Linked DNA regions of Homo sapiens: region 2 is linked to region 1. A link is a contact called in ENCODE POLR2A ChIA-PET data. All regions are on one chromosome and are shown on one strand. The core of a region is the stretch at or near the end of the contact, and the rest is flanking DNA. Distances in the headings are between cores, read along the strand shown.

Region 1 (7,527 bases), core at 1,917-4,416:
CAGTCTTCCTTGAGCCCCTTCCCATCCCACTTCTGAAAAGCACTGAGTTGGCCATTATTATGCTTTTTTCTTAAATTATGAAGTTGTTTTCAGGTATTGAGAATAACACCCAGGTGCTGAACTCCCAGCATAAGAAATCAAACATTCAAAATGGAGTAAGGTTCTGAAGCTGACATCTGTCTCTACACATTTTTTTTTTTCTGATAATGGCATTTCCTATCTCCACCCTCACTCTTTTTGTTGTGGTGAACTACACTTCCCTTGTTCCACTCGGTTCTGTTGCACATGTGATTAGGCAAGGGGCAGATATGTGATATTTATTATGAGTCTTTTCCACGCAGAGAGGATCTAAATCTGGCTCTTTGCAATTGCCTTCATACATGTGCATACACACCACACACACACACACACACACACACACACACACACACACAGACACATACATATGCACACACCCCGACTCAATGGAGGACCCTCATTTGTAGAAGGGTAAAATGGGTGAGGCGGAAATGCCTGTATGGCACCATGGAGTTCTGTGTAGCCAGTTCTAATCCTGGGCTATTTGGTAAGGAATGAAGTTGGAGATAGTCTTCTGTCCCTTACAACCAAAGGAATTCTAACTAATAGTTTGCCAAGTTTTATGTTTATAATAAAAAATGACATGCTTTTTCTTTTGGATTTTTAATGCTTTTGAATTAAAAATGCTAGAACATGAACTGATTCTTCTATCGCTATTTAGATAGAGCCTTGCAAGAGCAGAGCACGCATGCTTTCTTTAAGAACAGGTTGGTTTGTGGTCGTCTGAGGACTGTTTTAAGGAGACTTATTATACACAATCATCCCCCACAAATGATTTCTAAAGAGAGGCTGGTATGAAAGAAGGAGTTTCCATGATTCTGTCCTGTGGTTCTGGGGAATTCTGAAAATGAACTTTAGATATTTTTGTGAAATTCTTATTTTCATATTTTTGGTATCTCAGAGTTTTCTTTTCTGGCTTCTGTTTAACATACTCTTCTTTGCCCTAAATCTCTCTTATTTTTGCTCCTTGGGACAACTGAAGAATCCTTAGATAATTAATAGTATGAAATACTGCCCTTTTAGTTGAAAAATGTCACAATAATGTAATAAGATAAATAAGGAGGTGTCGCTTTAACCTGTATCGTGTAGTCTCCTCTACTTACTAACACTTACTTGTATTACTAGAAGCATTATTTTTTAAATCATGGAAAATTGGTGGCAAGCTGAGCATACAGTTGTTTATTTCTGTTTGACTGATTATTACAACTTCATTATTTGATGAAGGTTCTGTACGTTTTCCTTTAAGACACATAGAAATTGTGAGAAGATCCTGCAGCCCCGAAAGGCTACAGTGTTGATCCAAGGACTCTGAGCCGAGTGCAGGGTTTGTACTTGGACCTGCAGGCTGGGTGGCGTCTGTGGGAGCAGTGTGTTGAGAGAGATTCTGAGGCTGTATGTGTCAGGGCCTCCAGGGGAAGGATGCATTGATGGATTAATTTCTGCCAAGGCTGAAAGAGGAGAGAGTAAGAGGCTGTAGAGGTGTCACAGCTGTCATTGCTGTTTTAGGCAGTCAAGCTTTTGGGAAAGTGTCAGAAATTGAGCCCCCTACTGGATCTATCGGAGCCCTGTCAAATGTCCATTTAGATGTCCTGGTGAACAAAAGTTCTCTGACTCACCATTTAAAAACTTGTTCCAAATGAAATTATGGGAGAAAGGAACATTTTTCATCCGAACCCAGAATGAGGATGTACCCAAGGAAAAGGACGTAGGCTCAGGAGCTGGACTGTGGCTCAGCTGGCCTGATGTATCCCACTTTGTTCCTCCCATGGCTGGGATGTCTCTTTGCTCTCCATGACCCATGTATCTTGAGGACATGACACATGGACCAAGCTTGAACTGCGGATTCATTTTTATGCATTCTACCTGTGAATGATTGCAGCGGATCTAGTCGTATTTCTGAGAGTTACTCAAACTGGACTTCAGCAGTGAACTCTACAGTTCTCTTTTCCTCCCACCTTTCTATTAGACATTGCATGATACAAAAATCAAGATATTTCTAAGAGGGTGATAACTTCAATGTTATCTAAACTTTTAATTTGGAAGAAGAGGGGTTCTTTGTTCTTTTTAAAAAGATACAAACGAACTTCTTTATCTGATTCTTTTTTTGGTGCAAACCCATGATGCCTTCTTCCTGATTCATCTGCTACACTGTGAGTTCAAGCCTGGCGTGGGACACAGGCACAGCTCTCATGCCAACGATCTCATGGTTAAGTTTTGGAACATAATTTGAAAAATGTAACCCATTGAGAGGCAGTAAGGACATACGGTGAGCTAGTGCGTGTTTGGACGTCTGTGTGGAATAAGTGAGTGGGTAGAGAGGACATTTGTCAAGGAGCGGGAGGGCGGGCCATTGGCTTGGGGGAAATGGGCTGAGACTCTAGGGGTGGCCAGCACCGCATACGGAGGCCAGCAGGGTTGGGCTTGGCTAAGTGCTGTGGTGTCTGGATGCCTATGTGAGTTTCCTCCAGAAGTTTTCAGTTGGCAAAGTAGAACCTGCTGGATATGTAGCAAGGGTGTGGATTGTCGGGATCCTGCTGGGCGCAGGCGTGTGATACCAGAGGTCAGAACAGAAGCTGAGGGATGAGGCTTTGGGAGCTTTTTGTCATGCACTGTCCTGGAGCCTCAGTTACTACAAAGTCTGCAAATGATAGACCGGAGCTTTGGTTCTGCCTGATGCTAGCTCCCCTGTTCCTGATTTTTCTTTTCAATATTAGACTTAATCCCAGAATTCACATGTTGAAAGAAAACTTAGAGGTCTAGTGACATAAAAGCCTCATTTTGATCGTTACAGAACTGATGCCTTGAGAAATGGAGAGAGAAGTACACGATCATGGTAATACTGGATGTTCACTGAGCACTCACTAGCTCCAGGCCTTTTCTAAGTAATTTATGAAGTTGTCAGGTTTAATCCTCACAACGCCCTTATGAATGAGCTATTGTTATTATCCCGATTTGGCAGATGAGGAAACTGAGGCTTGAGGGGAGGATGACGTACTCAAGGTCACACAGCTGGGAGGCGGCAAGCTGGAAGTTGAACCCAAGGAGTCTCACATCGGAGCCAGGACTCTCACCCTTCAGTGTTATGCTGCCTTAATCAGGCACACATACAGGCGGGGAGAGGCAGGTTTCCGGACACCAGACTAGGCTGGTGCCGGTCAGGCTACACCAGGGAACCTGGAGGCCTGTCATTCTTTTGTGATGCTGTTAGTTCCTGTTGAGGAAGTGAGGCTTTGTGGGTTCCCAGGAGGAAAAGGTATGAACTCATGGCAAAAGAAAGGAACCAAAAAAGGGAGATTTGCATCACAATGAGCCTTCTATTCATCCTAAATTATACCTCCTTTTATACCATGTGTGTCTGCAAACTTGTGGGTAAATCACAAATCTTTCTGGTAAGTTACAATGGATGGAAGGTTTTTGCATTTCTCTCAAATCACCAACCATTTAATGCTATGTGTAGTCACTCCCTAATCTATCTTTTGTATAAATTTGGATCTTTGAGTATTGGGGTTTTCCATGATGTTTGGCAGTTCCCCTTAGGGTGTCTATCTCAAAGTTTGTCACACTGACAAGCTTTGGGGAGAGAAGTTAGAGGTGGGCTTCCCTGTTTTTAGTGGCTGTGTCTGATTGTTCTGTCTGTTCTCCAGGACAGGAGAGATTGATTGCTTTCTAGCTTTTTTTAAAATTAAAACAACAACAACAAAAAAATACAGAAAGGTACAAAGGATAACAAACACATTCATGTACCTGCCACCTAAAATAACAATTACTAATCTTTTCACCCTCCTAGCCCATGATCTTCCCTCCCAGGCTGTTATTAATATGAAAACCGAGTTCAGGTTTTTATACTTTTCGACATCTATTTATATTAACGTATGTATTATAAATAATCTTAGTAGTTTTTAACTTTGACATAAGTGGCTTCACATTCCACATAACATTCTGCAGCATGTTTTCTTTTATTTTTATTTTTTTCTTTATTTTTAAATTTTTATTTTGCAGCATGCTTTTCTTATTCAACATTACATTTGAATTTTTTCAACATTGTACATTGAAATTTAGCTCATTCTTTTTAACTGCTCTGTAGTATTTATTGTATGCATATACTACAGCTTTCTATTTCTGTATTGATGGTTAATTAGGTTGCTTACAGTTTTTTAAGATTACAGATTCTGCTGTAATAACCATCCTTTGGGCAAGTGTATGTAGGTACCTATATATGAGTTTCTCTAGGATTCATACCAAAGTAGAGGAATTGGTAGGGCATTGGTTTGCTGGTTTTAATTTTAATTCACATGCTATTGTCAAGCTCTCCAGAACAACTGGATGAGTTGATTGGATCAATGAGTATTTCCATCACCAGCATATAAACTCTTTCCTCATAATCACACCAATGCTTGATCCTGTTGGACTTAAAATTTTTGCCAATTTGCTGGGTATGCAACGGCATCTTACCTAATTTGCCTTTATTTGATGACTCCTGAGGTTGAACATCTGGTCATATGTTTATTTTCTCCTCTGTGGCTTGCCTGGTTTAATGCCTTCTTCATTTTAAAGAATCAGATAGTTTTCTGTTATTGATTTATAGGAACTCTTTATATAAGTTGAAAACTTGATTATATGTGTTGGAAATACTTTTTCTAGGCTGTGATGTTTTAAAATATTGCTTTAGATGGGTTTTCATTTTTACCTTTTATTTTAGAGATGGAGTCTCACTGCATTGCCCAGGCTGGATTGCAGTGGCTATTCACAGGAAAGAGCATAGTATGTTACAGCCTCCACCTCCTGGTACCAAGAGGTCCTCCTGCCCCAGCCTCCTGAATAGGTGGGACCACAGGTGCACATCACTGTGCCTAGCTTTGGATGGGTTTTGAAAGAAAGAAGTTTTAAATTTTAATGCCCTCAAATTCATCTGTATTTTCCTCTGTGCTTTTATTTTGTACCCACTCTAAGTAGCTCCGAATTCTGCAGATAGTTGGTGCAGGAATTCTGATTTTGAGTGGACATCTGCTCTCTAACAGTCACATTGAAGGAAATTAGGTTTTTTTGGTAGGAATCTAAGCAAGGGGTTGATTTGTAAACTAGGCTTTAAATATGATTTTAAGCAACTCACTTAGAACAAGATACAAAAATTGTGGACTGGACCTATATCTGGAAAACTTGAAAGTGCTAGGGCAATAAATAATTCTTGGTCACATACAGCCGAGATCCTGGGCTCCTGACTCTGGGACAGAAGCTTTCTATATTTTATCTCATCAGTCTTTGCAACAGGCTCCTTGAAGCAATTTTATCCCCATTTTAGAGATAAGAAAACCAGAGCTTAAAGCAGTTAGATAATTTATGAAGTAAGTGGCAGAGCCAAGATTCAAATCCAGACCTTTCTGACCACAAAGCTCGTTGCTGAATACCGCGCCTCATTGCCTTCTTGCGAATTACTTGGGATTTGTTTGAATCCCAAAATCTTTATATGTTATTTTAAATTTGAATCTAATTGGAAGTGGGGCAGTGAGGGTAGAGGACAGAAAGAAGGGGAAGAGCTTGAGACTCAATAATAGAAACAAAAAACCCGTCTCCAGGAGGGCGGTTCAAAAGGAAGAATTCCATATTTCATGTAACTGAAACGTTAAAAGCCCAAATAATTGCATCATGCAAGTCTGATGCTGAGTAATCACCCTCCCCCATATTATTGGGGAGAGGGGGCAAGAAGTCTGGGAAGCTGTTTTTGCCTAAGGAATTACATTCCAGGGGACTCTGAGGATTTAGGTAACCACAAAAGCCATTTATTTCGAGTACACTGAGATTTCTACCACTTTGATCCCTAATCCATAGCATAATTAATAAATGAAATGTGCTGTAGCATGGGTTTTTTACAAAGTGTACTTTTAAAATGGCTTTTGGTCTGACATGATTCATTTGCCACTTGGAAAAGCGTCATCGCCTCAGATGGGCAGGCTGGGAGAGGCTGCCTGGTGGGTAGCTGAGGGCGGTTTCCTGGGGCACAGTTCCTGCCTTGGGCCTCTACAGAGCGGTCTCATCCAAACATCTCCCAGACTCTGCGTTTTCCAGGAAGCGTGCAGAAATAGGAGGCCAGTACTGAAATGCTATCTGCTCTGTGTATGTCAGAAGACCACAAACCACTTATAACAAATGAAGATCTTTTTATTTGTTCTTATCCCTTTATGTCACTTGAGGAAAGTTGCTGTGAGTAGGTGATGATCATTACAGTGATCACTGGTTGCCCAAACTGAGAAGCCAGACATTTGGCTTGGTTTCTCTCCCTTCCTCTTGTCTCTCCTACCCTGTAAACACATACTTGGTGATTACCCATGGGGAGACAAGACAGGCTGGGAATATATACTTCTGCAACTTCAGCCTCCTGGGTTCCAGCGATTCTCCTGCCTCAGTCTCCAGAAGAGCTCGGATTACAGGTGTGCACCACCAGGCCCAGCTAACTTTTTGTATTTTTAGTAAAGATGGGGTTTCATCATGTTGGCCAGGCTGGTCTCGAACTCCTGACCTCAGGTGATCTGCCCTTCTCGGCCTCCCGAAGTGGTGGGATTATAGGCGTGAGTCACCGAGCCTGGCCCCAGGCAATAATATACCAGTGGGCAAGAAAATATTCTTGCTCTCATGGGACTTCTGTTGGGGGTCAGGGTATAGGGAGGAAGGCATAGAGATGAAAACCAGTAAATAAGTAACAGGGGAAAACATTTTAAATACATTAATAACTAATAAAATAGAAATAAATCTGTTGGCTACTTAACAGGATGTGCCACATTCCAGATACATTACGTTAATCCTTATGATCTTTGGGGGCTAAGTATTAGTATTCCATTTTACGGATGAAGAGACTGAGGCTCAGAGGGAAGGGAGGTGGCTTTTCTCAGGTGGAAAGCCAGACCTTTTCAGTGGTCATTCAGTTCATAGCTAAGGTCTTATTTTCTGTGCTCTCTGTCGGCTGAAAATGGGCAAGGTAATTTCACATAGTGACAGGAGCCATGTCAGAGAAAGAGCAGGACAGTGGGACAGAGAGGGACCAGGCTGGGGGCTGTTTGAGATGGAGGGTCAGGAAGAACCAAACTAAGATGTGAACAGTGGGAGGTGTTGGAGCTGTGGTGCTTGCCTAGAAGGACCCTCATCGAGCAAATAGAAGCTTCTGGCAGGAAGAAGTTAATGTCTTGCGTGTGCCCTATGTAGGTTCATTAGGGCCTTTAAAGGGGGAAGAAGGTGGTGGCTATAAATGTTACAATCTTACCTTTGGCCCCTAGGGATTCTGTCTTTCAACCTTGGTTCAGTAACAACTTGTGACTGCCCAACAGGGCTTCCTTTCGGGAGAGAATGGCTTGTTACATTCAAATATGCCATGAAAGTATCACCATTTATTTCAGTGTCTGATGCCCCAGCTTGGGCAGCCTGAGCAGGCTCTGAATGGGTCTGAAGAGGCCCTTTAGA
Region 2 (7,527 bases), core at 69-2,568, 100 kb after region 1:
AGTCCCAGTGTTCCAGCTCAGGACCAATGAGGTTGATTTGGTGCTTGTCTCCTTTCTAGAGGAGGCAAGGCTCTTAGGATACACCCAAAGGACCTTATGTTCCGGATTAGGTTCCGCAGGCTCCTCAGCAGTGATCAGTGGTGTGGCCTTCTAGGGAAGACCAGTGGGTAGGTGTGGAGGAACAGAATTTAATTCCTCCCAGGCCTTTCAGCAGGCCCTTTACCGTTAAGAAGGAAAAACAAAACTATTCCTTTGTGCCATGGTGCAGTAGAAGTTAGAAGCCTATTTCATCCTGAGAGGAGCATGATGGGAATATCCCTGAAAGCAGCCAGAGGAAGTCAGCCTTTGGCAGGATGCATGAACCGACTCTGGCCCCAGCAAGGGCAGGGAAAGTGTGCTATGCGGTGTGTGTGTTCCTGGGCTCTGTGTTGGCTACAGGATCTGCCTAGTCCTCTCTTGGGTTGTAGGAAACACCATGGGATGATTGTTTTTACTAATTGCAGTGGTTGTGACCCCACGATTCCTCTCCTCCCATGAGCACGCTGTCTTCCGGAGACTTCTGTCACTTCTCACCATTGCTGGTTATCCTCCATTTTGCCCAGTAACTCCGCTTTCCTCTCTCGAGGGATGAAATGCCTCTTGTTTTGCCTGATACTTTATTTCATGACATTTGGTTCCGTGAAGGGATTTCACCATCCACTCTTAGGGGAACACCAAAACTTGTCTTAAGGCCGGCACAGGCCTCTCATCCCCTTCCTGTCGATGTCTTGGAGCCATGGATGGTTACTTTTCCAGTTACTTTTGACTCTCCCACTGGCATCATCCGCGGTGAAGCAGCTTGACGTATAGGGGTCGAGGTCGTTAAATTATTACTGAATTGAGTGAAACATATCATGGCCTTTGAGGCTTCTGTGGCAGGGGCTGGGGACACACAGCTCTTAACTGCCTTGGCCTGGAAGTGTCATGGGTCACTTACTCCCATCACCCATTGGCCAGAGCTAGTCATGTGACCCAACCTAACTGCAGGAGATGCTGGGAAATGTGCAGTTACTGTGCACAAGTTATTACAGGGATTCAGAGTTAAGTCGGATATCTTTACTCCCTCAGAACTTAGCATCCGCCAGGAAATCGCAAACATCTGCCGGCCTATGTGATCCTGAGGAAGAGCTGCTTCTGCCTGCTCTGATGAGTAATTTCAGGCCTCCTTCCTCTTTCTTCTCATACTTTTAAACCCGTGCTTGCCATGTAGATGAGGGAACAGGGAGGTGCCCCTGGCCATCTTTCTCGAGGCCCTGCCCCCTTAGCTGGCAGCGCTAGACTGTGCTCCTCCTGGGAGTTGAATCAGGAAGGAGTGCTGGCACCTCTGGGATGGCGCGTGTGCTCTGCTGAGAGCCCTTGTCGCCGACAGATGGGCTTGCACGGGGTCTCCACTGCTTGGGACCTTTCTGTTTGTCCCCAGCATGTGTGCAGTGGGGAGGCCTTTCTTCTGGAGCTGAAAGGAAGAGGATGAGAAAGTGAATGCTCTCCCACAGGCTTGCTGTTCACCCCCACCTGACCCTGAGGTGGAGATTTCCAGTAGCAGGCAGGCTCCATAGCCTCCACGTACACAACCATATCATTTCAGGACAGCTGCTCTCCTGGTTTCGGGTCAGAAGTTCTTAGAGTTCATCTTGAGCTTCTACCTGCTACAGACCCAATTCTTTGAGTAATCTAGAATGATACCACAGAGCGGAATTCAGCTTCTCTATAGAGATCATATCCCCAATAGACATTTTGGGTCATAGTAGGGCCTTCATGTACAGCTGTGCAGGGCGTGCACTGCACAACTCTAGAGTATGTCATTTACACTGGGGTCTATGTGAATGGTGCCCCCTGGAGTTGTGCAGGGTGAAATCTCTACAAAGGTACAAGGCAGACTGTGATAGCTTCAAAAGAATACCGTGTTTGACTTGCCTGGGAGTCGTTTAGAGAAAGTATTGCTCGAGGCTTTTTGTGACATACTTTCTCGGTTTCAGAAGGGCTGTTAGGCACTCGAAATGACTTTAGCTCAGTTTTAAATTTGGAAGATGGTTTGGTATAATAAGGGAACTCCTGAGACGATTTGAGGTTTAGAGATCTGGATTTAGGGCTCTAGGAACTTTATCTCTTGTAAGAGGTACTTAGATTCCTATTACAATGGCTCATTACACATGGGTGTGAACACACACACTCACACTCACGCCTTCCTTTTATGCGCTAGGGAACACTGGGACTAAGAACCGCAGCACTGAAGCTTTTATGGATTTGAATGTGGTAGCAACTTAACTAGTATTTTTTTTTTTTTTTTTTAACTAACTTGACGTGGGAGTTTCCATATATTACTTTGGTCATTGTAAACTCCAAAAGCTTCTTCTGGAAAATATTTCCTGAGATCTTCTCATGGCTCTTTCACATTCCTGCTTTTCCAGCCAACTGGTAACGGAAGCCTTTATATCTTTACCTTAGGACAACAGAATTGAGTGAAACAGTCACGTTTGGATTGTCAGACTTGGTACCTTCTTTAGAGCCCAAGAGAAAACATCTTGAGTCCCATAGTAATATGTAACCCCTGGGATTATATTTGACATTATTTCCTTTTTAACCCTCTACACTGGGTAAAGGATAGAGGTCCCATGCCATTTGCTCACCTGAGTTTCTTTTCTTCTACCCATATCGTAGGCCCTTTCTTTCTTCTGTTACATTTAAAGGGGTAGTAGCGTGGCCACTTCCCTGGAGATGCATCTTCCTCTTCACTAAGTGTAGGGTTTATCCACTTTCTCATGTCTTCTTTTTATTAAAACACAATCCCTGTCCTCCAGAAGTCTCTAGTCTAAATGACAACTTCTTCAGTAGTCAACATCTCCGTGCTATATCCTAAAGGCACAGCTTCTTTGTGTGTAGAGGAATTTTCAGATGCCTTCACAGTATATTGCAAGGAATTGGAAACGGGGATGCTTTTTCACACATGGCTGAGAAGCCCTTGGGTATGTGGATGCTGATACTCCTTGAAGTTAAAACATTTCTGTGCCCAGTTTTTATGAATACTTCAGGCTCCTAAATGAACCGAAACTAGGCCCGCCTGCCTGTTCCAGGATAGCCAGGTGGCACTTTGCCCCTCACGTGGGAGAGGCGCGGGCATGGAGATGGTCCATTGCAGGCCCATGAGATGCCAGCTTCATGATAAAGCACATGAGGTCCTTTTAAAAGAAATTGTACATGAAGGAACATAGCGCGTTTCAACAAGATCCCCGAACAGAAGGCCAAAACAAAGCTCCCAAGTTGCACAGGCCCCTTCCCCTCACAGAAAAGATAGGCCATTTCTACAACAGATGGCCCTCAGCCCTGGGTGGAGCCTAAGCTTGGTGGCATCACCACCTTGAGGTTTTCCTGACAGAACCTAACGTGTTCTCGAGTTTCTTTCTTTCTTTTTTTTTTTTTTTTTTGAGACTGAGTCTTGTTCTGTCACCAGGGTGGAGTGCAGTAGCACGATCTCAGCTCACTGCAACCTCTGCCTCCCAGGTTCAAGTGATCCTCCTGTCTCAGCCTCCCCAGTAGCTGGGACTACAGATATGTGCCACCACGCCCAGCTAATTTTTTGTATTTTTAGTAGAGATGGGGTTTCACCATGTTGGCCAGGATGGTCTCGATCTCTTGACCTTGTGATCTGCCCGCCTTGGCCTCCCAAAGTGCTGGGATTACAGGCGTGAGCCACCGCACCTGGACCTCAAGTTTCTTTCTGCCTATCATTGTCTTTTTCTCTTCCGAGTTGACATCAACATACTGTGAGAAGCTTTAGGCAAAGGCAACTTTTAGCTGTTCTGAAACATATAGCAGTGTAAGACCATTTCATTTCAATGTATGCCAGGCAGCTACTTCATCTGGTAGGGCTATGAGGGGAGGGAGAACTAGTCCAATCCGGAATGAGGCAGTCGCCTCTCCTGAATTCCCCCCAGTCCCATTCCACATTTGCAACCTCGAGCAGATGGATCAGGTTGGAGAATATGAAAGACTCCATGCAGTTCATCCCCTAAAGCCCTCACTAAAAGAGCTTCCTTGGAGGGCTGGGCATTAAACTTGTAGGCAGCAGAGCCTTGTGGTTGAGGGCTTTGGAGCCAAGACCACCTGAGTTCTCTCCTGGCCCCACCACTTGCTAGATGTGTGACCCTGGCAAAGTTACCTAACTCGTCAGTTTTCTCCTCTGTGAAACTGGAATGGTGGTAATACCTGTTGAAGAGGATTGTTGTGATGATTAAAATGAGTCCATCTGCGTAGCACACCTAGAATCATGCCTGGCACCTGGCATATGCTCAACACATGTGACCCATTCATGGGAGGAGTGGTATCATCCTCATTATGTCAGCTAGAAGAGAATTGAGGGAACATCTTCTTTCTTACAGATGTCCACTCAGCAGGTTTTTTTTGTTTGTTTTTTGTTTTTTTGTTTTTAAACAGAGTTTTGCTCTTGTTGCCCAGGCTGGCATGCAGTAGCATGATCTCGGCTCACTGCAACCTCCGCCTTCTGGGTTCAGGCGATTCTCCTGCCTCGGCCTCCCGAGTAGCTGGGGCTACAGGCATGCACCACCATGCCCGGCTAATTTTGCATTTTTAGTAGAGACGGGGTTTCGCCACGTTGGCCAGGCTGGTCTTGAACTCCTGACTTCAGGTGATCCTCCCACCTCCGCCCCTCAGAGTGCCAGGATTATAGGCGTCAGCCACTGCTCCCAGCCCACTCAGCAGTTGTGAAAGGAGCCCAGATGATTCCTCGTTCTATTTCACCCTTTTCCCCTGCATCTTTAACAGCAAACTCTAAGAGAAGCCTCTGCTAAAGCTTTCATTCTCTTGATTCAGAGTGGGACCCTTTGGCCTTCATAAGTAAGAACTGTGAGCAGGTCAGGCAGGGCAGCCCTTGAAGCTGGTGCGGCCATGACCACCTTCATGTGCTCCTCAAAGATGGGCTCTCAGACTGCTTGCAACGCCATCATCCCACTCCTCTCTGAATCTTCCTCGTGCCGTCCCCCATTCCCTTTTATGGATCAAATGCTGTGGGTCAGGTTTGACAATGGACATAGGTACATGAGAAATGAGAGCTTCCCTTCACCACCCGCCAATCCCTTCTCTGCTCCCAAGAAGCGTGTGTCCCTCCAGCTGGGGTACAATGCAAGGGCATTTGGCTTGAAGCGGGGTTGGAGGTTGGACAAATACCGGGGGTTTGTGTGGATGGAGATGGCAGTATGGTCACTTCCTCCTGCCTTCTCCTTCCAGGTGCGCCCAGACACTCTTCTCACATCTGTTTCTTGCAGTAATTCCCTGTGTTTCATCTCTTCATCTAGGGAAAGAAGAAGAAGAGGAAAAGGGACAAGCAGCCGGGAGAGACCAATGGTAAGTGACAATCATCAGGTTAGAGGAAGGAGCTGTAGCCTGAGGACCACCCTTTTATGTTAGGTTTCCATCTGGGGGAGGCAGGAGAAATTCAAGGCCAGGACATTGTGGGGGAACCCTTCTTAGCTAGCCTTTTTGTTTATGCATTTTAATTAATTGCTTCATGACTGCCCTTTTAAAGCTAGTAACATCCATTGTTGCATGAAAAGCACATTGTAATTCTAGTGGAATGTGTTTTAAAATAACTGCAGAGCCTATAACTGGAGAGCAAGCGGTAGGCATGCCTATGCCGGGATTTATACAGTCTGCTTATTTTGTGTGTGCCTGAGAAGGGATGAGGAGGGGGCGGGGCTTAGGGGAGTAGGAGGGGGTGTGTGTGAGTGTTTGATATTAACTGGGCTGTTCCTGAATGTTCTGATGCATGCCTTTACAGTGGTAAATTACACCCATTTTAAATTAAGGAGGTTTGTCATTCTCTAGAAGAAATTAGAAATACTGCATAGGCAATCTCAGAGGTCCCTTGGAGAAGGCCAGGCTTTTACAAACAAACAAAACAAAAATTTTGAAGGCTTTGTATAATTTGTTCTTTTTTTTCAGAACACAGCGAATGTTTCCTAAATCCTTGCCTTTCACTTCCTCCGATTACAGGTGCTAATGTCATTTTGAGTCATTAAAATAGTTGATAAACTGTTTTTTAATTTTTCTTGCCATTATAGTTTTATTAACATTTAAACACGTATGACATTTGAACATTCTTTAAAATGACCATCAACACGGTTTCGTATGTTTCAGTAGATTTTTTTTTTCAGTTGCTTCTGTTTTTTTTTTTTAATTTAACCTTTGTTTTGTTTATTTATTTTTCCCATAACAGTTGTTTAAGCAGTGATGACAGTGATTTAGAGTTGAACTAACTGTGCAAATTGAATATGCAGTATTTCTTTAAAAGAGACTGGTTAAAAAAAAAAATGGAAGGAATTCAGTAATAAACCTCCTTAATCTAATGGCATTTTTTTCATTGCTCCCACTAAGTTTTCTCACGCAAGCATGCATCCGCAGTATGATTATTTTTTCCTTTGCTTTTTTTTATTTTAGTTTTTTCTTTCTTTTGCTTTTCTGCTCATAATTTGCAAGTCCACTAGCATTTTACTGACTGTGCCTGCTTAAATGCTGCTATGAGCTTCTAACTAACTCCTAACAGCTCATTCACACAGCCTGTTTACCTTTATCTTTTCCTCTCTTAATAATTAATGAAAATAGATTTAAAAAAAAGACGAACGTTCCAAAAGCTGCAATATCCCAGTACCACAACCCTTTTCTTTCTTTATTTCTTTCTATTTTGTTTCGTTTTGTTCTGTTTTTATTTGTAATTTTTTTCTTTTTTTAAACTATTGTATTCTGAGAAGAAAAAAGCATGTTACAAACTTAATTCCCTCCTTCGCTTTATTTTCTTCTTTAAGAAAAAAAATTGAGAGAAAAAAGGGAAAGCAGAACTAAAAGAGGAAAAATATTTAAGAGTTATTCCATGTCTAACTTCCCTTTGTCAGCTCGAACCAAATCTGAGAGACAGTCCTTAAAGAAGGGATACTGCAGCTTTATTTGCAACAGCTAATTTCAAAAGTTGAATAAGAATGTGACTTTTACTTTTTTTTTTTTAATTAAAGAAAGTTAAAAAACGAAAGTCAATATTTTGCAATTAGTAACCAGGTCATTGATTTATTCCCTTTTTTATTTTTATTTTTTTCTTATTTGTATCTTTCTCTTCCCCCCCCCCCCCCCTCTTTCTCTCTCTCTCTCTCTCCCTTTCTCCCACGTTCTCCTCCTCTGCTCGCTTCTCTCTTGAACTCATTCAGACCTGAGCGCTCCTAAGAAATGCCGAGCGCGCTTTGGCCTTGATCAACAGAATAACTGGTGCGGCCCTTGCAGGTGTGTATAGTTTTCCAGATTCGCTGTGCTGGTTTGCAGCTGGTCTATTCGATCCTCTCCCCCTTCTCTGGCCTGTTGCTTTGTAGCTCTGTGTGTGGATCTCAGGAGACACAGGGGAGTGGGACACTGCCAAGTGTATGGGTTCTATGAGGGATGTGCTTGTTCTCCTGCTGCTGCCAGCCAAAATGCCACTGTAAAACAGCATCA

The links. ChIA-PET counts read pairs that join two places held with the same protein, here RNA polymerase II (POLR2A).
Region 2: POLR2A ChIA-PET joins it to region 1 with 23 read pairs in activated CD4-positive, alpha-beta T cell. The contact joins two enhancer-like sites. POLR2A ChIA-PET finds 5 or more read pairs at or near these places in 2 of 52 experiments (PC-9 and activated CD4-positive, alpha-beta T cell).

What each region holds. Positions count from the first base shown.
Region 1 is chr10:113,050,810-113,058,336 of GRCh38, forward strand. The region is part of intron 5 of TCF7L2 (transcription factor 7 like 2); the gene reads left to right. Among named protein-coding and RNA genes, the nearest start is that of SNORA87, 9.2 kb to the left of the region's middle. RefSeq lists enhancers at 2,158-3,136, 3,137-4,115, 6,043-6,542, 7,334-7,527 and a silencer at 3,101-3,395. Within about 2 kb of position 3,167, at least 9 of the 41 ENCODE cell types and tissues checked have a DNase peak (open chromatin) inside an H3K27ac peak, as active enhancers do.
Region 2 is chr10:113,152,673-113,160,199 of GRCh38, forward strand. It overlaps TCF7L2 (transcription factor 7 like 2), which reads left to right. Exons shown (of 15, transcript NM_001367943.1): 12 at 5,349-5,397; 13 at 5,995-6,045; 14 at 7,248-7,320. Among named protein-coding and RNA genes, the nearest start is that of SNORA87, 110 kb to the left of the region's middle. Within about 2 kb of position 1,319, at least 3 of the 41 ENCODE cell types and tissues checked have a DNase peak (open chromatin) inside an H3K27ac peak, as active enhancers do.